3 separate regions of the Mus musculus genome follow, and all the other regions are linked to region 1. A link is a loop called in an ENCODE intact Hi-C map of the cell type or tissue named here. Cell type or tissue: heart. All regions are shown on one strand. Region 1 overlaps Fbxo42 (F-box protein 42). Region 2 has its middle 4.4 kb from the start of Gm13056. Region 3 has its middle 4.6 kb from the start of Fam131c.

Region 1 (8,000 bases):
CGTGCTGGAGTCATGCTGAAACAATGTTTATAGAGCCGCCGTCCATCCGTCTGTCTGCCTCCTTCCTGTCCGTTGGTCTTTTTGAGTTCTCCCTACATGTCTTAGCAAAACATTCAAATGTCTGATTAGGGAATTTTCCGACAATCGTGTTTGGTTGCAAGTTGCCAAAAACCATAGTTGTTTTCCTTTTAGAACTGGGTCCTCAGAGGCCTCTCCTGTCTGCCGGCTGCTGCCTGTCCTTCGGTGCTTTGCTTTGGGAGGTTTTCTTATACTTTTTGGTTTTTTTGGTTCATCTTTGTAAAGCATCCGAACTTCCGAACTTCTTCCTCTCTGACAAAGCTCCAGTGTCCACAGAATTCAGAGCTGTTAGAGCCTCCCGGCATCCTCATGGCCCGTCGGGACCCACCACAGTGTGCTGGTGCACGCCTGTGTCCTAGCACTCAGGGCAGACAGAGGCAGGATGACTTCAGGTTTGGGCTTAGCCTGAGTTATATGATGAGACTCTGTCTCAACAAAACAGAGGACATCTGTAAAGCATCGAAAGACACCTTTTCCAGTTTTCTCTTTTTCTGAGGCAGTGCCTCACTATGTACCTCACAGCGATCCTCCTGCCTCTGCCTGTCACTTGCGGCACAGCCCTCTGTGCTGTGCAGTGCTGTGTCGTCTTTTTCTTGTGTCCCCCAAAGCAGAGCTTTCCTTGCTGCCTTCACTTCATTTCCTAGAAGAGGTGCAGCCAACCAGGAGAGGGGTTGGTTGGTTGGTTGGTTGGTTTGTTTGTTCATAGAGAAAGCTATAAATTATTGGTCTCTAAGCCACAGCCTAGACATAGGAGAAATCAAAAAAGGTTATTTCAAATGGCCATGCAACTATGGTTTGGTGGTTTCTCATCAGTGGATAAAGCATTTTTATTTTACCTTTAAAACTGAAATTGAAAGGACAGCAGCGTGTTTCCCAGCGGCAGTCTCCCATTCCCCTGTCCCCGCATCTCCCAGGCACGAGCCTGCTGCGGCTCGTCTGGCTCATGGCCAGCACTCACCTTCCGACAAGCGTGTCTCCTGCTCCATGCTCAGTCTTTCCTTAGCCTTTAGCTTTGCTCTGCTGGTCTTGGCAAGAGAGCCCTCCTGTTTTGAAACTTGGAAAAGGCCAACTCTAGAGGAGGGGTATTCGATCTGGAGCCGCTCCCGAGGGAGCACCCCTGTGCCTACTTCCTGTGTGTCCCACTGCTCCAGCTGCCTGCTCTGTTGCTACTACCAGTCCTTTGGCCAAGACTGATCCTGTGGGATCTTGACTCAAGAGATAAGGCCAGCAGATAAGCAGCCTAGCATTGCTGAACCCTCTCTGTGGTGTTTGCGTGTGGATGGCGCCTCTGGATTTGGTCTCTACTGAAACATCAAGCATTCGGACACCTGAAAGTTAAGAATCTCTACTTTGTAGTCTTTCTCTTTCCCCTGTGGCCTTCCTAAGCTGGCTGTCAACTGTTGATTCTTCGACTTCTCCCAAGTAGACAGGCAACAGAAATCTTAACCTCTTAGAAAGCTATGGGTTCCTCTGCCTGAGATCTCTGCAGTCCCTCCAGAGAAAACAGAATGAGCCTCGACTGCAACCAGCCATTTGGGACTTGATGGTCCCTGAGTGCTGTAGATGTTGCTGTGGGAAGTGAATCAGCAGTGGAGACTGTGGTCTCCTCAGCCTCATGAGGCTGTGTGCGTCCTACAACTTGCAGTACGCTAGCAGAGCTCAGTGTCCACAGAACACTGTCAGTTCAGATTTAACCACCACCCCTTTTTTGACACGATACCAATTTTGTCTTAAAATTCACCAAGAGACATGAGACAAAATATTTTGTTTGAACCCTCAGGAGCACCTAAAGAAAATATTTATCAGTATTTAAGTATTTAAAATACATCTTGTTTCTACTTGAAGCTTTAACCCTTTCCATTCCTGCAAGTGTGCCTTTGAGAGCCCTCGGTCATATTAACTTCAGTCATTTGGTTGGCCTGTGAGAGTTCTGGGCGCTGCTCTGCTCCTGCACAGAGCTTCCTGGTCATGCATGCCACATAGTGTGCGGCAGAGAGCATTCGTTTCTCACTCCTGTTGCTGCCTTTCTTCCTTGTTTGGGACGAGGGCTCCACAACCCCACCTGCCCCGTGTTTTGGGAGCACCAGTAAGGTAGAAGGAAACTGGAGTTTTGTTGAAGGCAATGCTGGGCTTGCCCTGCCAGCCTTCTCATTTTAATGTCTGAGCTCTGGCGAGAACTGAAAGCATGAACTGTGGAGGAACGGTCTCGGAACTCCCCTAACTTAAGAAGAGGAGAGAAGGCAGGATTGCAGGAGGCTCAGCCTGGAAAGACAGACAGCCGCCGCAGTGGGACGAGGGGGCGCTCCCTTTACTTTGTCTTTATAAGTTCCTTCTGCCTCGCCTTTCCCTTCCTCTTCAGTCTGTCCATCTGTCTGTCCTTGTCCTCATGGTGACTCTGGCATGGTGACGTACTCTATTTGCATTATCTGTGGTCACCAGCAAAAATGACAGCGGGGAGGATCTGAAGGAGTCCAGGGTAAGGAAGCCTGGCCTGGTGACTGCCTTAAGGCCTGCTCTGCTGTCATCTGCAGGTGGCCTCTCAGCAGCCCCATCCTTGGGAATGAAAGCCAACCTCTGGCTCCACTGTGCTCGCTCTGCCCCCTCCTACCAACCAGGGCTCACGTCGGTGCACGCCCACCGTGCCCTGACAAAGCTGGTGCTGTGAGTGATGTTTCCCATACAACTCAGGGGTGCCAGGCGGCTCCCCCCATAGTCATTTTAGGCACATCACAGTGTGGGAATGAAAATGGATTCCATGGATATTTAAATCTGTCCATTTCATTTTTGTTAATGTTTCCCCCGATGACTTTTTAGCAGTTTAACAAATAAAACAACGGACTGAATTGTCTTAACTGTTTTATTAGTATAGTAAAGAAAGGGGGGCGTCCCTGGGATGGAGGGCAGTGGGGGGAAGGAGGGTGGCCGGGAAGGTGGTTTCCTGAGTGAGAATGCTGTCCCTGTCCCCATCATGCCTGAAGGACTTTGTGGTGCAGATTCTAAGGGAAGTGAGCAGAGGTGTACGGAGGGCCAGGACAGCAACTGGTGGTGAGGACACAGGTTTAGATACCGTTTTCTGTTTGCTGCTTTACCCTGGGTTCGGGTCTTACCAGCTGTGTACTTGCGTACTTGCCTCTGCCCTGCTGGATGAGGAAGATGCCGGAGAGGTGGAGGAAGTGTCCCAGTGTGGTGCATGGCTTGGCCCAGCAGTACTCCCCAGCAGGGCAGCTTCCTTCAGTGTGAGTGTAAGAAAGACAGACAGACAATGCAGATTCACCAGCCCAGGTGACCACCCTGAGCCTAAGCCTTTATCTTCTGGGAATCTGAAAAAAATCTCGTAAAAGCTATGGGCTGGAGTACTGTTGGCTCTAGACAAGATACTCACCAGACTGCCCTTGGTGTAGGGCTGCCACACATGCCTGGGGCTGCCCCTCTTCCACTCCCTCTGCCCCTAGGGGGAGCTTCCCTTTGCTGTTATTAGCCCATCTACATATAGTATCTCCAGTGGATGCGTGTGGGGGTGACTGCAGCATTGCTGGGAGAGTTTGAGTGGGGACTGATGAGTTGCAGAGGAGGAGTGACAGCTGCTTCACACTTAAGACTAGGAATGAGATCTCCATGCGCTTGAATAGATATGATTACCCCCAGCGGCCACCCGGGGGAACCCTAGGAAAGGCTTTGAGTGCACCTGCATGCTCTGTCCCAAACAGTGGAGAAAGAGGACAGCTTACCCAGTGTTTTCCTTTTCTACCCTGGTTGGTTTCCTCCTTTTCCAGCCTGTCTCAGCCTGTCCCACCTGTCCCACCCCCAGGCTAACCCTTACAAGCCCAACACAGCAAAGCCTCCTCAGGGGCCCCACCTGCCTACGTGCTGCAGGAGAGAAAATGAAGACTGCTGAAAACATGCTCTGCTGCCCACGAAAAGGGTGGAACGGACCCGGAGATCCTTGAGTGTTTACTGACCCTCACCCTAAGGCAACAGGACACTGGTAACCCAAAGAAACATACCCTGGGGAGCTTACAGCTTCCTCAGCTGTTTCTACACTCCAGTAGCAACAGGACAGCGGAACCACTCCATTCAAGCCCAGCTAGTGAACTACAAGTTCCCTGGGCTTCCATATAAAAGTGTGAGCGACCCCCAGACAGCGGAAACACTGAGAAGTTTCACCCCAACATAAATGATGGCCTCCCCAAAACTGCAGAGATGACGTTCACTCTTTAGTTAATCTTCCTCCTGTATATTCTACTTTCCGAGATCACATGCAGTCGGTACAGTTGGGTGGGGGTACAAGAGAGAGTGATGGCTGGGACCTGGGGAAGGTCTGTCGTCCCTCCTCGCTGCTGTGAGGGGTCTCCTCTGTAGTCTCAGGTACTCTGATTAAGCTAGTAATGGCTGTTTCACTTGGCAGACAGTATTCTACAACAATGTGACAGTCACAATTCCTCCTCACATGTGGCAGGGAAAGATCATAACCAGAATTCCTGTAGGAGGAGACAATCTGGTCTCTCAAGACGGGACCAGCATCGAAGGGCTCAGTGCAGAGTTCTCCCTGGAGCAGAACGTTGTGAGAGATGGCCTGTGAGTAGGTGATCTCTCCTTCCGTGAGTCCCTGGCATTAAAGTAAACCTCCTGCAACACTGAACATTAGCCCCAAGGCTGGGGGAGCCGGAGATTAAAACAAGAGAGGGGCCGGGCACTTGAGAGCCAGAGGCAGGCGGCGGATCTCTGAGTTCAAGGGCAGCCTAGCCTGGTTTACAAAGTTCCCGGACAGTCAGGGCTACATAGGGAGATCCTGTCTCAAAAAATAGATAGATAGATAGATAGATAGATAGATAGATAGATAGATAGATAGATAGATAGATAGATGGATGGATGGATGGATGGATGGATGGATGGATGGATGGATGGATGGATGGATGGATGGATGGATGGATGGATGGATGGATGCATGGATGCATGGATGCATGGATGCATGGATGCATGGGTGCATGGGTGCATGGATGGGTGGATGGATGCATGCATGGATGCATGCATGGATGCATGGGTGCATGGATGGGTGGATGGATGCATGCATGGATGCATGCATGGATGGATAAATGGATGGATAAATAAGGAAATAAAGATGAGGACGAAGAAACTTGGCATGTTAATGCTGTCGAAAATGAGAAGTAGCTGGATCGGAGTTTACCTGAAATTATGGAAGTGAAGTGACTGATTCAGAGACCGACTGAATGAGGCAGGAGGTGGTGTGTGGTGATTTTTTTTGGGGGGGGGGGGGCTGGGCCTTCAGTTACACCCAAGATCCTGTGCACACTGAAGCACACACTACCATTGAACAAGTCCTGAAGATGATGAAAATGCTTGCCTGTATCTTTGGTGCATGCCTTTAATCCCAGCACTCAAGAGGCAGAGGCAGGCGGACCTCTGAGTTCAAGGCCAGCCTGGTCTACAGAGCAAGTTCTAGGACAGCCAGGACTACACAGAGAAACCTTGTCACAAAAAGGAAAGGAAAGGTAGGCCTGTTCCAATCAGTTCCCGCCCTCTGCAAGAGATGGAACCTTGTACTTAAAAGGCAGGTGTCCTCACCAAGCCTCCCCCTAAACCCTGGCCTGCTTTGAAAGGAGAAAGCGGGGCTCCACCTGGGATGGTAGCAAGTGCCAGGAGTACCAGAGCAGGTACCCTAGTACATCGAGAAGCCCTTGCCAATGCCCGTCAGTGTGAGAGACATTGATGGATCCCTCAAGAGCCTTGAGAAGGACAGGCTGGATCTCTAGAGTGAAATGAGATGAGCCCAGAAACCCGTGCCTGAACGGGGGTGGGGGTGGGGTGGGGAGCAGGGTGGTACTGGGGAGAAGACATCACCAAGGAACGTGGTGGGATGGCTGAGTGGTGAAGCACTGCATGTTCAAGATGTGCAGCACAGGGGACAGACATGTAGGGAATAAAGCGCTCAGCCTCTTGGCCAAGGAACTGCTGGTGGGGGAGTTTACAGTACCCACCACTGCGCTCAACACATGCATTGTATCTGCTGCTTGGCAGGTGGCACCCTGTCCTGTGGACTTTACACTTAAGCCTGGAGGTCGGGGACCTGGGCCAGATGAGACTATAAACAGCAAAGCAGAGAGGGGTGTGCCCATGGGGCGGTTGAGCTCTCCAACAGGATTTTCTTTAATTTTTTTAAACAGACAGACAGACAGACAGAGAAATACTTATGGACAACAAAAGGGGGGTGATGGATCCCCTGGAGCTGGAATTACACACATTTGTAAGCCACTAGATGTGGGTGCTGGGATCCAGCCCTCTGACAGACTGACAAAGCAGTTAACACTCTTGCCTGCTAAGCCATCTCTCCAGCCCCTTATTTCATGTGTGTCTGTGTGTGCCTATGTGTCTTATTAGACGCGTTCTCACGCCCGGCCAGGAAAGATGCAACAGACCAGAATCTTCTGCGGCAAAACTTTATTGCTTACATCTTTGGGAGCCAGGAGAGCAAGCGCCCAGCGCCCAGCCCCAAAAACGAAAGCCCCTCAATAATTTTAGGAGCCAGAGCTCCGGCGCGCCAAAGCGCAGAGCGTGCTCTATTGTTTACATCTTTAGGCAGCGAGCGAGCGCCGGGCGCGCAGAGCCAGAGAGATGCCAGCGAGAGCGAATGGCGGAAAACCCCGTCCCCTTTAAGGAGGAGTGACCCTTCACTTAGGACGCATCACTCCCTGATTGGCTGCAGCCCATGGCCGAGCTGACGTTCACGGGAAAAGCAGAGTACAAGTAGTCATAAATACCCTTGGCTCATGCGCAGATTATTTGTTTACCACTTAGAACACAGGATGTCAACGCCATCTTGTGACGGCGAATGTGGGGGCGGCTCCCAACATCTCCCCCTTTCCTTTTAATAAGAGCAAATAGGCCACCCATATTAATGAGAGTGGAGATAGAGGTCAAATCCCCAGTGTGTAGGTAAAGGAGCCATGTACAGGATTAGCTCTTAGGCTCACAGGCTTTTACCCAGAGCAACCCTGACCTGCTCCCGTGTCGTTTTGCCTGGGGGAAGGGAACTAGGACACTGAACCTTCATGAAAGATGACATGTCTCCCTAGAATAGGCTCATATATGCCGCAGAGCCTTTCCATTGCAGTGCTTAGCCGTGCAACTCTCTCGGGCTGCTGAAGCACACTCACTCTATCCCGTGCAATGAGACTAGCCTCATGGGATATAAGAGCTGAGTGGCCAGCGACCTATTGCCTGAGCATAGATAACCATATATCAGGGGGAGCTCCATGTTCTAGTCCTGCAAGCGCCTGGGCAGTAACCACCTTGTCTCTCCTAGTTTGGGCCTTAAGCTTACAGACCAATCAAAGAAGCAACACTAATCCACAGCAAAGTGTATCTCCAAATAATATTAATCCCACCCATTTTTTAAAGAAAGAAAATGCTGAGGAGATCCAATTGGGTAATCCTTTGGTCAGCGACAGGTCCAAGCGCGTGGAGTTGACCTGAAGTCTCAATTCCCGAAGGATCTGTTCAAATTCAGCCATCCAATTCTGTAACATATACTGAAAAAGACTTTTTGACAATTTAGCTGCCCTAGTAAATTTAACATACTGAATGGAAATAACACACAATCCCGGAAACTTTTGTTCACATCCCAGCTGAGTTATTTGTCATACTGCATTAACCACATAACAGGAATCTGACACAATATTAAGGGGTTCTAAAAAGGTTTTTAAAACTTCTAAAACCACTAAACATTCTACCACTTGAGGTGAATTTTCATTATATTGTTTGGATACCACTTTACCATTAGCCACATAGGCACCTATGCCAGTTTTTGATCCATCAGTATATACCACAATCCCATTTTTAAGTGGGTTTCTTCTAAACATGTAAATATTGATTTCTCTCAAAGGAGGAAATATGTGTGACATCCA
Region 2 (8,000 bases), 69 kb after region 1:
GCATAGCAAACACGTGAAAGGACCTGTGATGAAGTATAGCCGCCTGCAGCCACACTAACTGGGTTCCTGTGTGGGAGGCCAGAGCTGTATAGGAGAGAATGTCGAGAGAAGTAAAGAGATCAAGACAGATTTCTGATCAAAGTTTACTAAGAGTCTGTGCTTATAAAGCGGGGAGACCCATCCCCTGCCATGCCAGGCTTCTTGATGCTTTGTTACTAAGTTGTTAACAACAGTCTGTCAGAGCTATTAGCATTAGGTCGCCAAGTCCACAGGTTGTGGCTAGCTCAGGAATATCTCAGGGGGACAGGTTCAGCCTCTTAGCAGCAGCTGAGAGCAGTGGCAGGTGACAGAACAATAGGGCCATCTAGGCTCCACCCCAGGTGGTCTCATTCACAGTAGCAGCAAGGTCTGAGGCAGCCTACACAGGGCTGGGGATCGGCTACAATAAAGGAGTGTGAAATATGACCCCACAGACAGTGGGAGATGAGCACTGAGCATTGGTTTGTTCAACTTTGCTATTCGTTGAAAGACACCCATACGCTCCGGTTCGCCTGACAGAGCGTTGTTAACTCAACCTGTGGTAACGCTGCCATCGAGAGAAACTCACTCAAGAACTGCTCATGAGGTTCCTGCGGCAGCTCGCTGCTTCTGCAGCCTTGCTTCAGGCCAGATGGCAAGCCTGGTGGTTTCTTCAGGATTGAGCTACAGCTGCTGGTTCGTGCCTGGTGTCTGCCTGCTGCGAGGACTGCTCTGCAGATGCTGAGTTGCATTTGGTGTTTGCTACAGGACTGAACCGCTGCCAATGAAGATCAGGCTCACCCTCTAAGAACTATTGCTGAACAGGTCCACTTCCTCCACATCCTCATAGCTCTTCTCTTCCACCACCTCTGCTGGGTGCTGGGCTACAGGAGCGGTTGAACCCTTATTAAAAATAGGTTGTGCCGGGCGTGGTGGCGCACGCCTTTAATCCCAGCACTCGGGAGGCAAAGGCAGGCGGATTTCTGAGTTCGAGGCCAGCCTGGTCTACAGAGTGAGCTCCGGGACAGCCAGGGATATACAGAGAAACCCTGTCTTGAAATAAAACAAAACAAAACAAAACAAACAAACAAAAAAGTTACAAAAAATGTATGCCTTTAATCCCAGCACTTGGGAGGCAGGCGGATGTCTGAGTTCGAGGCCAGCCTGGTCTACAAAGTGAGCTCCAGGACAGCCAGAGCTACGCAGAGAAACCCTGTCTGGGGGGTGGGGTGGGGGTGGGGGTGGGGGTGGGGTGGGGTGGGGTGGGGTGGGGGTGGGGGGGTGTATGCCTCTGCCTCCCTGCAGACCGTCCTCGATTTCTCCTTACAGCTCAGGCCTTAGGTGCCACCCACTCGCCTCCTGGTGGCTGCTGCACACGTGCTCATCCCTTCTCCTCAGCACCATGTGTTCCCTGTTGGCTCATTTGTAGGTTCATTTACTGTCTGTCTCTCCCTGTTGGGCTATGAGGGCAGGGACCTCCCTGTCCTTTAGCGCTGTGGCCCTGCATGGAGAACACATGGACCCGGGCTGTGGGGGCAGGAGTCACATCCAAGCCTGTATAGCCCTGAGTCAGAGCCATGCGCCTCTGCTCCCCTCAGCAGCAGCCTTCAGTCCCCAAGGAACAACGTGGTGGCCCTGTGGCCAGGGTGTCCTCAGGCTGTGGAGGAAGCTGTCTTGCCTTGGCTGAGCAGTCCTGGGCACCGAGAGACCAGCTTGGCCACTCTTGCAGCTTTGACCTGTGTTTGAACTTGGGCTGAGGACTTATTTCCTGTTCCCAAGAGACTCTTTCCTGTTCCAAGGTCCCCTTCTCAAGTGGCCTCCCCAGGTCATGTTTCATGACTCTTGGGAGAAGGAACAAAAGGAATGGGTGACATGCGGGTAGGAGGGACCCTGGTCTGACACGGGCAGGTTTTCCCTTCTGTGGGGACTGTCACAAACAGATGGGTGGGTGGAGGAAGTGGAGCTGTGCAATTCTCACCACAGAGCATGAAGAAGAACGGGATGTACAGGCGCCTGCTTGGGCGGGGTGCAGGGGGGTGACCAGGATGGCCATTGCAAGACGTTGGCTGGTGCTGCCCCTGAGCTGAGAATGGTCATTGGCAGGGCCTGGTGGCCCAGTGCTGATATGAGGGGCAAGGCCAGGGATCTTGAGAGGCAGGGGGCTCCAGGCTGGGTTATGAAACGGCTGCTGTCACATCCCCGTTGGGCCTCAGTTTCCTTACATGGTAACAGTGTGGCTGGAAGGTGGCAGTGCCAGCACCTGTAATGGTGTGTGCCTGGAATCCCAGCCTTACAAGCTGGAGCAGGAGGATGGAGAGGTTGAGGCCAGACTGGGCTATACATCGAGACCCTGTCTCGAAAACAGTTAATAAAGCCAGGTGTGGTGGTGCATGCCGGCAGCACTTGGGCTGTTAAGAAGATCTGAACTCCAAGGTCACCCTCGGCTGTCTCAAAAAGACAAAAGAGGAGGCTGGAGAGATGGCTCAGCAGTTGAGGACACTTTCTGCTCTCCAGAGGACCTGAGTTCAGTTCCCAGCACCCACGTCAGATCTCCTTTGTGGGTATCTGAGCACACATGTTTTTACACACATACATATAAAATTTAAAACACACACACACACACATACAAAGCAATAAATGAATAAATGAGTTGTGCTGGTCAGAGGGCACAGCAGGTTAAAATATTCGAGCGTGGGCCCCATGACCTGAGTTCAGTCCTTGGAACACACAATGAATGGAAGGGGAGGCCAAACTCCTGAAAGTTACCCTCTGACTTTCACAGTTGTTCAGTGGCACACCTTTACACACACATACACACAGCCACGCCATACACATAAGTGAATAAGACTTAGAGGAAGTGTTGTACAAAGGGGTGGAGTCTCGTGGTCTCGGAGGCAGTGATTCTTAGGAACCACAGTCAGCCTTCCTGTTGTCTGCAGCTCAACCTCGGCGCCAGGCTCAGGGCTCTTAATCCTTCCCACCCTGATTTCATCATCCCGTTCTACAGCTAGCCGAGGCTCTGAGAGGTGACTTGCCAAGGTCCCACTTCCCTCTGATTAAACCCGGTCTGAGGGCTGAGGAGGTTGCCGGGCAGTTAGGGGCCCTGGCTTCCAAGCCCGACCAGCTGAGTTCAATCCACAGGACCCACACGGAAGGAGACTCCCAGATTTGTCATCCACCTCCGCAGGTGCGCCACAAGGCACAAAACGATAGGAAAGCGGCGCCGTCCGGTTTCATCGGAATCCTGCCCTCTGCTTAAGCGCATCCTAAAATCGAGGGAGGAGGTATTCCACAAACTGACCCGAGCAGCGGCAGTTCACTAACTCTGTAGGAGAAGCAGTTCTCTTAGGCAGCCACCAGGGGGCAGCAGAGGCTGGGGCTGGGCTGGAGGACTGCGTGCCACACCCTGTGGTCTCCCTGTGCTGGTTGGTGGATGGAGTCAGCCTGATGCTCAACTGTGTCGTGGGGTAGGGTAGAGGCAGCTGCCGCAGGCTGGACAGGAGCTGAGGGAAGGCACAGCTTCTGGGATCAGGAGCCCGTTCAGCACTGGTCTCTGCTCCAAGTCTGGAATAAGCTAGTCTCAGAGGCTCGTGACCCGTGGCCTAGGCTGCCCGCTGCAGCAGCTTGCCCAAGTTCTTGGCAGAACAGTTGCCAACACGGACAGTGGTTTACCAAAGTATCAGGCTGTTTACCGAAGCGCCTCCTTTAGCAGAAGCCCCAGGAATCCTTTCTATTTGTATCGTCCAGATTTCGACCACGCAGGAAACCAAATCTCAGAAAGGGGCTGGGACTAGTCTGAGCTCACACAGCAAACGACTCCCGGGAACCCAGGCCTACCTGACATATTGTCTCCCCAGGGAGCCCTTTGTGTGAATGTGTGGTGTGGTCTGTGTTCTGTATGTAGGGTGTGTGTGCTGTGTATGGGAGAGTGTGTGTGAGTGTGTGTGTTGTGTATCTGAGTGTATGTGTGTGTGTGTGTGTTTGTGTATAGTGTGTGTGTATGGTATGTGTGCATGTAATGTGTGTGGTGTGTATGCTTGTGGTATGTATGGTATGTATATATATATGGTGTATATATGTTGTGTGGGTGCATGTGTGGTGTGTGTATATGTATGGTGTATATGTTTGGTGTGTGTGGGCACGTGTGTGTGTCTATGTATAGTGTGTGGTGTGTGTCTATGTATGGGGTGTGTGTGTGTGCGCGCGCGTGTGCATCTGTGCGTGCCTGTGTGTGCTGTACAGGTAGGTGAGTGTGTGGAGACCATTAATGTCCTCCCCTACCATCCACCTCATCTCCTTGATACAGGTTCTCTTACTGAGCCTGGAGGTTGAAACCCAGCTCGACTCCCTTGCCAGAGTCCTGAGTCTTCTGTCTCTGCCCCTCATCTATGAGGGTTCATGCTCAGCCACACCCAGCCTTTTACGTGGGTCCTGGGCACCCAAACTCAGGGCCTCACGCTTGCATAGCGAGCATTCTTACCCACTGAGACATCTCCCAGCCAAAGCCTCCTCAATAGTGAGCTCACCCCAGCCTCCCCTCTTCCCTAGCTCTCAAAGCACGTGGTGCCTGCTGTTCTCACAACAGCTTCTTCGGAAGGCTGGCGGCTGTGATGGGGAGGAACCCACTAACGCTGGACTGAGGCTTCGTCGGACGGGCTGTCCAGTAGCCCTTGCTGGAGAGTCCTGTGTTGCTCCAGACGGGCCACGGTGAGAATATTATACCAGGGAAATCAGCTTCTCATGCCTGCCAGTCAACTTCTCCATGCCTGTCAATCACCAGCTTCCCCACGCCTACCAGCCAGCTTCCCGGCGTCCTCCCAGCCCTGCACCAGAGCGGGAGCCGAGCTGTTCCCACATCTGCCAGCACAGTACCCTAAGCACAGCAGCCCCACGGAGGCTGAGAGTCATGGGTGATGAATCCGGGGAAGCCCACACCCCACTCCTGGCTTCAATCCCTCTGCTGGCCCCTGAATGCTTCTGTGGGACTCTTCCCGTGCCCCCCACTGGGTGTGAGGGCCAATGTAATGTGCAGTAGGCCACAGTCCCTGATCCCATTATCTCCTCTGGGGTGTGACAAATGACTGTGACTGGTCCTGCCAGGTGCCTGAGGACTGGGGTGTTCTTGAACTCCATCTATCCTCTTGGGCCCAGCTGAGCAGTGTGAAGTCTTGGGGCGGGGTTGGGAGTGGAGGCGGGGCGACATCCCTTGAGGTCTTTGAGCCCCTAAAGTTGGTCCCCACTGCAAATATAGCTCTCAAGTCCCTAAGGAGATGGCCCAGGAGACCCCGTCATCCAGAAGCCTTCTCTACTGCCCCTTAGGGTGGGGCCAGATGGATCTCTGCGGAAGGCATGTGGGGACAGGCCCCCAAGCTGTGCAGTGTGGCTAGGGTGGGCACTTGTGCCCGGCTGGTACCATCATAGGTCAGAGGTGGTTCTTGGGTCTGCAGAGGAAGTGTCAAGGCACTTGGAGTGTGTGGGAAAGTGTGGAGAATTGAACTCGGGACTCTGTGTATGCAAAGCAGGAGAGGTGCCTACACCTCCTTCTCCCGGAACAGGATCTTCTTCATCTTCCTCCCCGGCGCTCCTCACCCCCATCACCGCTGCTGTTTTCCAGGAAAAAGCCAACGCAGTCACTGAGTCAGCAGGCACTGTTGGTATCGCCCAAGCAGCCCCACAGGACAAGCCTGCTGCGTTCAGGGCCTGCCCAGGGGCCTAGGACCTGGCCTGGCCAGGTTCCCGTTACCCGCCCTGTACTGTGGCTCCTCACTCTTCTCATCTCTGGTCCCACCCTGTGGCCCCAACATCACCTCATGCCCCACCCAGCCGCTCTCCAATCCCAGATGCCAACCCTGTTGTCTCTGTTAGGCTGAGGTGTCAAACATGGATTTGAATGCAGGACCATGTTTCCTTGCTGTGCGGTCCTGGGTAAGTCCCTCGACTTCTCTGAGGCACAGCTGCCTTGTGGGTGAGATGTTAGCCACCGTGTGTGATGCTATGGAAAGTATCTAAAGTGTCCCGTAGGGGACTGGACATGAGGAGGGCACTCAGGAAATGGCTCTTGCAGAATCGTGGCAGGTTCCTCCCCAGGCCAACCTGTTCTCCAAGGCCCTGTGAGGAAGGAGGGAAGGAAAGCATGGGCTCTCTGCTCAGTGCTGCTGGCTGTCAATCAGCTGCCTCTGAAGCTCCCTCAGCAGGTTCTGGGCTTCCAGCTGCAGCAGAGCTAGCTTGAGTCTGGGGCTTTCGCAGGAGCCGAAGTCAAGAGAATCGATCAAGCCAGGCAGTGGTGGCACACACCTTTAATCCCAACACTTGGGAGGCAGAGGCAGGAGGATTTCTGAGTTCGAGGCCAGCCTGGTCTACAGAGTGAGTTCCAGGACAGCCAGAGCTATACAGAGAAACCCTGTCTTGAAAACAAAACAAAACAAAACAAAACAAACAAACAAAAAACCCAGAAAACAAAAACAAACAAAGAACCCAAAAAACCCTGTCTTGAAAAACAGAGAGAGAGAGAGAGAGAGAGAGAGAGAGAGAGAGAGAGAGAGAGAGAGAGAGAGAGAGAGAATCGATCGAGTTCAATGTCAGCCAGGTGGCGATGGCTCACCTCTTTGATCCCAGCATTCAGGAGGCAGAGGCAGCGGCAGGTAGAGTCTGAATCTAGCCTGGTCTACAAAGTGAACTCCAGGACAGCCAGGGCTATACAGAGAAACCCTGTCTCGAAAAACCAAAAACAACAACAACAACAACAACAACACCCCCAAAAAAACCAAAACCCCAACAGTGACCAAAAAAAAAATCAATGTCATCTCATCTATAGAACTCAAGGCCAGCTTGGTCTACATACAGAGTTCAAGGCCAGCCTGGGCTACGTGAGACCCTGTTGAAGAATAACGATGATGGTGGGTGGGGTGGGAAGATAGATCTGATGACACCTGCCTGTATTTTAGCTGCTGGGCATCGCAAAACTTCAGGCCTGGACAACTTAGTGAGGCCCTGCCCCAAACTAAAAGTGAAAAGAGAGGAGAGGTGTGGAGATCAGTGGGCGCCCTGGGTTCAGCCATCTCTCCCTGCCCAGGCCTGGCTCTGGCCAAGGAGCTGGGGGCTTAGGGCCCACACCTGGGTTCCGTTCTCAGCATGTTGTCCCAACCCAGACCTTACTGTTGGAGGTTTTCGGGAATTAGAGGACAGTAAGAGTCATTAGCAGCTTGGTGGCAGGCACAGTTGGGAATGGGAGAATAGCCTGGGAAGCAGGAGCTGGCCGGAGGCCGCTGTGTACCTGGGGATTGCCCAACAGATGACTGGTGGCGAGGGAGGAGTGTGGGCGTGGTGAGCTGAGGGAGGAAGTGAATCAGTGAAGGGTGAATGAATGAATGAAGGTGAATGTGTGAGCTAGCGCTTAAATAATGACGTCAGAGTAGGCATTTATGGTTCTTACTAACACCCTGGATTGTCCCTGGCTCTTTAACCTGTGTGAACTTACTGAGCTGACACAAAAGCCCTGTGAAGCCTGAACTGTTACTGTCTTCGTTTCAGGGATGGGAGCTCAGAGAGGTTAAGTCATTGGCCCGAAGCCACACAGCTTGGAAGTGTCTCAGTGAGGTCTCCAAGTGGGACCACCAGCAATGGGCACACACACAAACACACTCACACATACTGGGGATGGGACAATGACAGTCATTTGCTCCTATCTGTCTCATCCACTCACTGGGCTGTGGGTCTGTAGAGGGTGACATTAATAAAATTTCTTCCTGCTTGGTTAGACTTGGCCCTTCAGGGCTCATCTCAGACGCTGCTTTCTCTAGGAGACCATGTCCAGACTCTGCAGAGAGCTTCTAAGCTTGGCCCCCTGATACTCTCCCCTCGGGGTTCCCCAGCCCTGTAGAGTAAGATAGATACTTCCATCTTGAGCCTTCGGGACACAGTAGGCGACTAACAAGTGCTTAATGGGCATCCCCCTTAGTACTGGGCCTCCTTCCAGCTCTCTG
Region 3 (8,000 bases), 160 kb after region 1:
CCTCAGAAGTGTTGGGATTGCTGATACCACACCCCTCAAGAATTGTAATTAATTTTTTATTAATTAATTTGTTTTATGTTCATGAGTGTTTTGCTTGCATGCCCACTGTCTCAGCTACTTGGAAAAGCTATCATTCTCTTCCATGTCTGGGGTCCCCACAAGGCCCACCCTGACCTCTTACTACCCCCCTCCCACACCTGTGCTGGGAAAACAGGTTCCCAGGGCTCTGGCTCCCCTCCCAACCTGTCTCTATCCAGGGCTGGGAAGACAGGAGTGGGCAGGGCTGGGCAGGGCAAGGCTGGGTAGGGGAGGCCAGCTGGGGTCTGTTTGTTTTGGGAGTTTTCTTCATAAACTCGTCTTCTACACAAAAGAAATGGTGGCTGCAGGCACAGAGCCAGCTCTAGGCCTTTGTGAGCTGAGGGGCCTCACCCTAGATTGCTAGGGGGTCATTTGAACTCTTTGGAGATGCAGGACCATCTTACGGAATCTTGGAAGCCAAGGGGCGACTTTTCCGTCTCACAGAGAAGCAGACTGCGGTTCAGAGAGGGTCTCAGATGGGAGGAGGATGCTGGAGAGTGGGCTGGGGAAGACTGGCTGCTTCCTGTCTTCTTTCAAATCCCTTTCTTCCCCATTCCCATCAGCTTGGGCATTCCTCCTCTCCAAACCTCAGCCCCTGCCGCTCTGTACTCTGTCTTCGACATGATCCCTGCCACTCCAGACCAACCCGGGTAGGGTACAAGATCAGTAGGAAAGGTCTTCCCAGTACATGATCCTGATAACTACTGTCTGGGAACAGCCATCAGCTTTCATCCGGGTCCTGGGGACCCGATAAGGCCCACAGGGATCCCTTTGCTGGCCCCTCCCACACCTGTGCGGAGATAACACTTCCCAGGGGCTCTGGATATCTCCAGGGCTGGGAAGGGAGAATGGGCAGAGCCTACTACCAGCATTTAACCATTAAGTAACCCATGATGGCAGCATGGGGTTTGCAACGGTCTAGCCCTATTTAAAAGCTGTCACTCAGGGATTGGTCAGTCGATCTATAGCAGCCTCTGGTCATGATGTGTCTCCTTTTATGGGGAGGATTAGACATCTTGAGAAACAAGGAACTTGCCCCCGGATAGCACAGTCTAATCCTGGACTTGAAGGTGTCACTTCTCCATGCTCTCTTGGACAGACAGTCTGGAGCCTGAAGCTCTGACCTAGGCCTCAGCCTTGACATCTCTCCTCAACTTTCCATAGGCTCAACTTTCCAGGCAGGAGAGTCCTTGTGCCTGTCTAGTGCCCGTCCTAGCTCCCAACTCACTGTGTTAAGATGAGTTTGCTTCATGTTCTTACCCTGACCAGGCCCCACCACTATACCGAAGCATTGTGGGTCCCCTTTTATTCACAGCCATGTCCCCCATCCTCCCCAGTACAGACCTGATGTCTATGCTGAACTCTCATGGACCAAATGGATTCCAATTCAAGACTCAGCTTCTCTATAGCGCCCTCTACCGGCCAGACTAAACTTCTGTAGACCTCTGGGTACGAGCCCATGCTTGCTCCCAGATCCGCAGCATAATAACCCCCTAGGTTTATAGAATTCCTTTCTTCCACGGAGCTCAAAGCGCTTTCCCATCTGTGATCTCCCTGGACTGGGACCAGCTGCAAGAGTGTGGGAGGGCCATCATTCATGTCCCCATTTTACAGAGACAAACTGAGGCCTGAAAAGAGAAAAGGCGAGCCTTAGCGTGTGCAGCCGGAGGGTCTTCCAGGTGTGTTTCCCCAGTCCCCCCCACCCCCCCCCCCCGGTTCCTGACGACCACACCGAGGCCCAGCAGGGACAGACTTGTCCGAATAAGTCTTGGGCTAGAACCCATTGTCCTAAATACCATCGGGGGCTTTCCCACGACAATTTGAGCTTTGCCTGCAGACATGGACCAAGGGCTTGGCTAGTTCATCAAACATCACAGGTCTCTGCTAACCTGTATAGACAAGGTGTCCCTCCCTCCCCAGGACAACTGGGGGATGGTTCTTGAGTGGCTGGAAACCACATGAGGAGGAGCGGAAGGGCAGATCCCACTGGCCGTGACTTCTGATCTGGGTTTCAGCTTGGACATCTTCCCATAGTGTCCTGTGAGCTCCCAGAGAAGAGAGTCCCCGTCCATCTATCTAGTTCCCATTCAACTCCCGAAGAGCAGACGCTAGCAGGACTCTCCGCCAGCCTGGTATGATCAGCAGCTGCTGAGGAGAATCCAGACCCAGCCTGACTTTCAGAGAGGACGAGCTATTGTGTTTTTAACATCTCCTGCTCAGGCACCTGGGGTGGGGATGGGGGGAGGGGGATGAGAAAAAAAAAATCAGCCAGTCTGAGCCACAATCTCAATTCCCACCCCTCTGCTATGCCCCTCCTGGTGCTTCTGAGCCTGGTATCCCCTCGGCCAGATACTGGCAAACATTTCCATTCTCAGCTTTGAGGGTTGCCGCGTCTGCCACACCTCCACTATTATAAAGCACAACAGCTATAGAAAATAGGTGTATGAATAAGCGTGAATGTGTTTAAATAAAACTTTATTTATAGAAACAGGCTGTGAGCCGTTGTTTACTAACACCGGCTTTCCATCTCCAGGACTGCTGGCTCCCTCCCGCCTGTACCCTCTCTTCCACATCCCGTTGTGTGGGTGGTGAGCATCTTACAGGAAGTTTGGAGAATGAAGATAAAGGTGAAGGGGCAGGATGCAAGGCACAGGCATGCATGGTGTGGCCTGGTGGAGGGAGCGGGGTGGGGTGGGGTGGGGGTGGGAATGGGGGTCGGGGTGGGAGTGTGTACGGCTTGCATAAATATCCAGAGATGGAATAGAGAGAGCAGTGCTGGTCCCAGGAGTGTCTGGGTTTGGAGTCATCTCACAGGTTATGACAAAGGGGAACTGGGCTGAGGTATCACTGAGTGGTGTGTGTTTCTAACGTGACCATGGCGTGGGCTCACCTCTTGGGCTACTGGAGGGTTCAATGGGCTGATGCCATCATCCGGGGCACCATGCTGATATTAACCCAAATGCCTGAATTGTCACCAAGGTCCCATCTGGCCCAGCAGAGCTCCTTAATGGTAAGGACTATCCTCACGACCAGGTGTCATGGCACTTGTGAGCTTCTAGGCTGGCTAACCTCATATCAATGTCCCCAGTGCTCAGGACAGGGTCCAGCAGTCAGCTCCTGAGGGGTTTCTGCTGGCCCTCTGCCATACTGGGAACCTCTTGTTCTGCTTAGCCTACCCGGATATGTGAGGATTCTGACATCAGACTCTCACTGGAAGTCCCCTGCCCCTGAGTAGCTGAGTGTGGCTTTCTGAGGTCATGACTTTTCCAGGCTCCTCCTCTAGCCCCTGGGCCGCCCAGCCAGGTAGGTCTCCAAAAGGTGGACCTAGCCACATGCAGCCACCCCACCCCCACCCCGTGTGCGCACTGCATCCTGGGGTCTCTTGGTTCTCAGTCTCCACATCTGCACAGTGGGCTCAGGGCTATGCAGATCTCAGACCGAAGGGGACGTATTCTATATAGAGATGTTTTGTTAGAACAGGGTCCCCTTCTGCGGGGAGGGATGCAGCCTTAGAGTTGTGGCTCAGGAGAGTTGACACATGCAGACAATCGTGGTAAACCTCGGGGCCAGTGACCAGAGGCTGGGACAATGTTTCAGTCCCTCCCCGTCACAGGGTACCAAGTTCAGATCACAGTGTGCACAACCTTGAGCCCTGGCTGGGTCACTGTTGCCAGCGTGGTACTTTCTGTGTCAATTGGCCAAGGGCAAAAAGCAACCTGAAAAGGATTTAGAATGATGCCGTCTCAGGCTGCCCCCTGGTGGTCACTTGTTGTATGACATGTACAGCTCAAGACAACTTAGTCCTTGGTTCCGGCAGGGGCTCCTCTGCCTGCAGAGATCTTTAGAACTAGAGTTACAACACCAATTTCTGGTCTCTGAGAAAGGGGTCCTGTTGGGAAGCAGCCACCATTGACTAGGCCTACACTAGGCATTTAAGAAATGAACTTAATAGCCCTCTTTACTCCACAGTACTATTTACTCCCTGAAGTATTTACTCTCTCTTGCTGCCATCCCAGGGCTGAGCATGGACAGTGGCTATCACTGCCTCGATCAGAGATCCCTCAGGACTCTGCCTCCCCCATCAGACTGAGCGTGTGCATGCCCATCCCCCCATCCTAGTTCACCTGTTGTTCTGGGGTCAGGGAGACGTCTGACCTATGAGTCCAGTTGGGAGCCCCAATCCAGGCAAGAATGGACATATTCCAAGGGCGGCAGGCACATTGCCTTATTTCTAGATCTTTCTGGAAGGGCTTCAAGCTCTGATTGCTGGAACCCACCCAAGATTTTTGCCTTCTCTTCAATCTCCTGGGTCTCTCCTCCCTCCCACCCCCAGGACAACTGGCCACTGGCAGACTCCTCTCTCTCTCTCTCTCTCTCTCTCTCTCTCTCTCTCTCTCTCTCTCTCTCTCTCTCTCTCTCTCTCTCTCTCTCTCTGCCCTTCTGAGTCTCATATATTCTTGGGCAGCTGGCTCCACCCTCATTGCTCCCAGAATATGCCTCCCAAGCCCCAGACTAGGCCAGGTCCTTTCTCCATTTCACAAGGGCTTCACCTGCCCTATGTGGTTCCAAGTGGACCCTGATCACTGCTTGAGAAACCTCAGCATTGAATTCCTCCACTGACATTGTAGGCTCTAGTGTGCAGGGTGGAGTCTCTACACCATACAGCCCTTGCTGGACACACCAGGGCTCAGCAAGTGCCCGCTGGTGAGGGGCAGCCCGACGGTGTCTCGGCCATGATCCATCTTCTAGACCTGACACCTGGGACCGTCACCACCTATTAACTGAGCACCTACTAAGGGTCCTCCCAGCTACCAGACGGACGCCCACTCAGTTCTGCCAGGCCCTCTTCTGTTCCTGTTATCAGGTTTTGCCTCTCTTGGAGAGACTCCTCGCAAGGTCTCATGGCAAACTCCAGTATGATTCCACCACAGTCCGCCCCGGGGAGCCAATGAATTTATTGAGCTTGCTTACAGAGTGTGGGTGAGGAGTTACCTGCAGGAGACCGAGGGGGGAGGGTCCCAAAGTATACAGCAGCTACTTCATCCAGGACTGATGACGGCTTCTCCATAGCCATATGGATGCAACCCCCTTCAATCGACTTTCCCGAGTGTATATATTCTAGCCACCCCTGAGAGCAGAATTACACTCAGAGAGTTGAGAGGAGCGTCTGGAATCCCAGACAAGGATCCCATGGTCTTCCCATCCACTTGCTCGAGGGAGTATCAGTGGTCAGCAAGCCAATGGCCTCTTTCGAGCAGGGCACATACGAGCAGATGAGGATGGCTGCTATTGTGCTTAATAGAGAATCCTCTAGAATGTCCGGGGGGGGGGAGGGTCTACAACCTCAACCTCTCCTACTGCTCCCCTGGTGTCACATGTGCCCAGAGTGTCCCCAAGTGTATCCCTGTTTTCAATCCTCTGTGTACAGAGAGTCACCCACCAGTTCTAGCTGCCAGCACTCAACCCAACCTTCAATGTCTGGTTTCAGGATCACTGTAGACTTGCTATCCCCATGTCCCCTTGGCCCTTGGCAGGAGCTGTCACCTCGCAGGCTTTATTGGCAATAGGGGCAGCACTCTCCGTCCTGACCCTGAGCTCAGCTCACACATGGCTCTCTCCACCGTGTTCCCACTGACCCTGGGACTGCCAGGCAGGCACGGGTCTGATTCACCACTGGAATGACTCCTGCAGATTAATCTTTCTCCCATCCATCCCTGTAATGTCCCTTCTCCATGCTTCAATACCCACAGCAGGGCGGGCTCTCAGAGCTGCAGATGTCTGCCCATTGATGGACAGCCACTAGACGGGGCTCTGCCTGGGTTCTCAAGCTTGTGCCAGGAGAAAAGAACATGAGGGGTGACGGGCACCCCCAGGCACGGTGCTCCCAGGTTTCTTCCCCTCTCTCCCATGAGTGGGTGTGTCGGGAGGACACCCGAGGAGGTCAGAGGATGGTCACAGGGCAGATGGGCTGTGGGGTGAACTGGGAAAGGACAGACCGTTGTCCCGGGGAGGGCAGCCACACATCTTGGACCTGTCAGCACATCGTCTGCTTCAGCAGAATTCCAAGGATTGGGAAGGTGAATGTGGGAATGCAAGGAAGAGCCACCACCCGCCTTCCCCCAGTATGGCCTGGTCTCTCAGGACGGTACCAGTGCTGTAGAGTGACAAGATAGAATCAGCGGGAGGCTAAACAGTGTAAATACATGGGATGGGCAGAAGCACCCACCCCATCCCCGACCTGTGTCCCTGAGTTGGCCACACGGGGAACACAGATGACCCTTCTGCTCATTCAATGCACATTTCCCCATCCCAGGCACCTCCTACCCGGGAACTGCCCTGTCTCTCTGCTCCTCACGGGTCCTGTTCCTTCACCTCCACCCCAGCCCCTAGGCTGTTAGGCTGCCAGCAGGAACATCAGCAGCTGTGACCAGCTCCCGCTCTTACATCGTGGTGAGTCAGAGCCGTGCCTCCAAGCCACATCCAGTCAGAAGGGCAGACACATCTGCCTGCTTGGTACCAGGTCTCATGCACAGGACAGGACCAGAGCCTGGCCATAGGCAGATCTGTCTTTCCTTCTCCACACAGGGGTGGGAGCAACCCTGACACCAAGTGAGCCACCTGGGTGTCCTTATGATAAAGGACGGTCCCCTCACAGCCACCTCAGCTAGGCCAGGCTTAGAGAGCAGAGTACCTGGGCCCAGAGCAGGCAGGATGGGACACTGGAAGACAGACTTTCAAGTGTGGTTTATGCTTGCATGTACTCAGCACTTCACATGACTGCTGGTCTTTAGTTGCCTCTGTGGATATAGGAGGCTGAAGTCACAACAGCCGACCCTTGGAGTCCTTGAGCTATCGGCCACCAGGGGTTCCAGCCCTTTGTTAGAATGGTACGGTATTTCCGCATAATCCAGGCACATCCTTACATATACTTTATATTCTTCCCCCTTATCTTTTTTGAGGCAGGGTCTCATGTAACCCAGGCTGACCTTGAACTCACTACGTAACCAAAGATGACCTTGAACTTCTGACCACCCTGATTCTACCTCCCAAGTGGTGGCATCCCTGCTCCTGTGCACTGTAAGTCACCGGTCTCGGGGCTATCTGTGATGCATGCCCCCTGTTGTCCTGTGTTGTGTATGGAGCAGTGATATTCATGTGTTTTCCTTTCAGATTCAGTTGTGGGTTTAAGTAACACTGTCTATATGAGCCAGGTCTCCATTTACACCTAGGTCTTAAAGCACCAGAGACAGCATGGGGCCACCTCCACTCTGACTTTACTCAATAGCTCGAGTCCCCAGCCCTGGGCAGCCCCAGCAGGCCTGGCTTCTGCTCTGCACAGGGTCTTCAAACCCTTGCTCTAAGCCATATTCATCCCCCAGGGCTGTCTCTAGTGATACAGGGCTGGTAAACAGACCCATTGACTCCTCTGTCTGGAAACAGGAATGTCCAAGGATGGGGTGAGGTGACATTTACCTCAGATACAGGGTGCTTCAGGCCTGGCAAGGTTTGTCACAGCACATCTGACCACTCTCTCCAGGATCCTAAATGAGTGCATGTGAATGCACACAGTGCATATGTGTGAGAAGAGGAACACACACACACACACACACACACACACACACACACACACACACACACGCTAACAGCCATACAAGTGCCAGCAATTAGCCTCCACTATTCCATGACAGAAGTTCCTAGGTAGGGTTTGCCTATACTTCCTTGCTCCAGAGGAGCCCTGGGAGGTAGCCTACCTTCTTGCATGAGACCGCTTATCTAGCCAGGAGGCCACTAATGCAGTGTCTTGGTCCTCCCTCAGAACTCCCTCCCTGGACCAGCATCCTCCCATAAGCAGGTGACTATCAAAAACCCCTGACCTGGAGGCTGGCGAGATGGCTCGGCAGGTTAAAGGTACTTACCAGGAA

The links. Peaks named below come from ENCODE experiments on the same cell type or tissue, not always from the same donor. Only the 100,000 strongest peaks of a DNase experiment are listed, where the experiment ranks them.
Region 2: a loop joins it to region 1, with 2.8 times the contacts of the local background. A loop is called at or near these places in 10 of 42 quality-filtered maps.
Region 3: it touches region 1 in a loop (8-fold over the local background); 13 of 42 quality-filtered maps call a loop at or near these places.

Annotation. Positions count from the first base shown.
Region 1 is chr4:141,201,137-141,209,136 of GRCm38, forward strand. Fbxo42 (F-box protein 42) reads left to right here. Exons shown (of 10, transcript NM_172518.3): 10 at 1-2,926. Among named protein-coding and RNA genes, the nearest start is that of Cplane2, 8.8 kb to the right of the region's middle. In heart, a CTCF peak has its summit at 3,717 (motif pointing right); a DNase peak (open chromatin) is centred at 1,225.
Region 2 is chr4:141,270,046-141,278,045 of GRCm38, forward strand. No RefSeq gene overlaps it. Among named protein-coding and RNA genes, the nearest start is that of Gm13056, 4.4 kb to the right of the region's middle. In heart, no CTCF peak of the experiment used is centred here; DNase peaks (open chromatin) are centred at 2,026, 3,026, 3,456 and 4,598; H3K4me3 peaks cover 1,236 bases; H3K27ac peaks cover 3,350 bases.
Region 3 is chr4:141,359,554-141,367,553 of GRCm38, forward strand. No RefSeq gene overlaps it. Among named protein-coding and RNA genes, the nearest start is that of Fam131c, 4.6 kb to the right of the region's middle. In heart, CTCF peaks have their summits at 1,501 (motif pointing left) and 3,837 (motif pointing left); DNase peaks (open chromatin) are centred at 3,258 and 3,758; H3K27ac peaks cover 1,854 bases; H3K27me3 peaks cover 3,636 bases.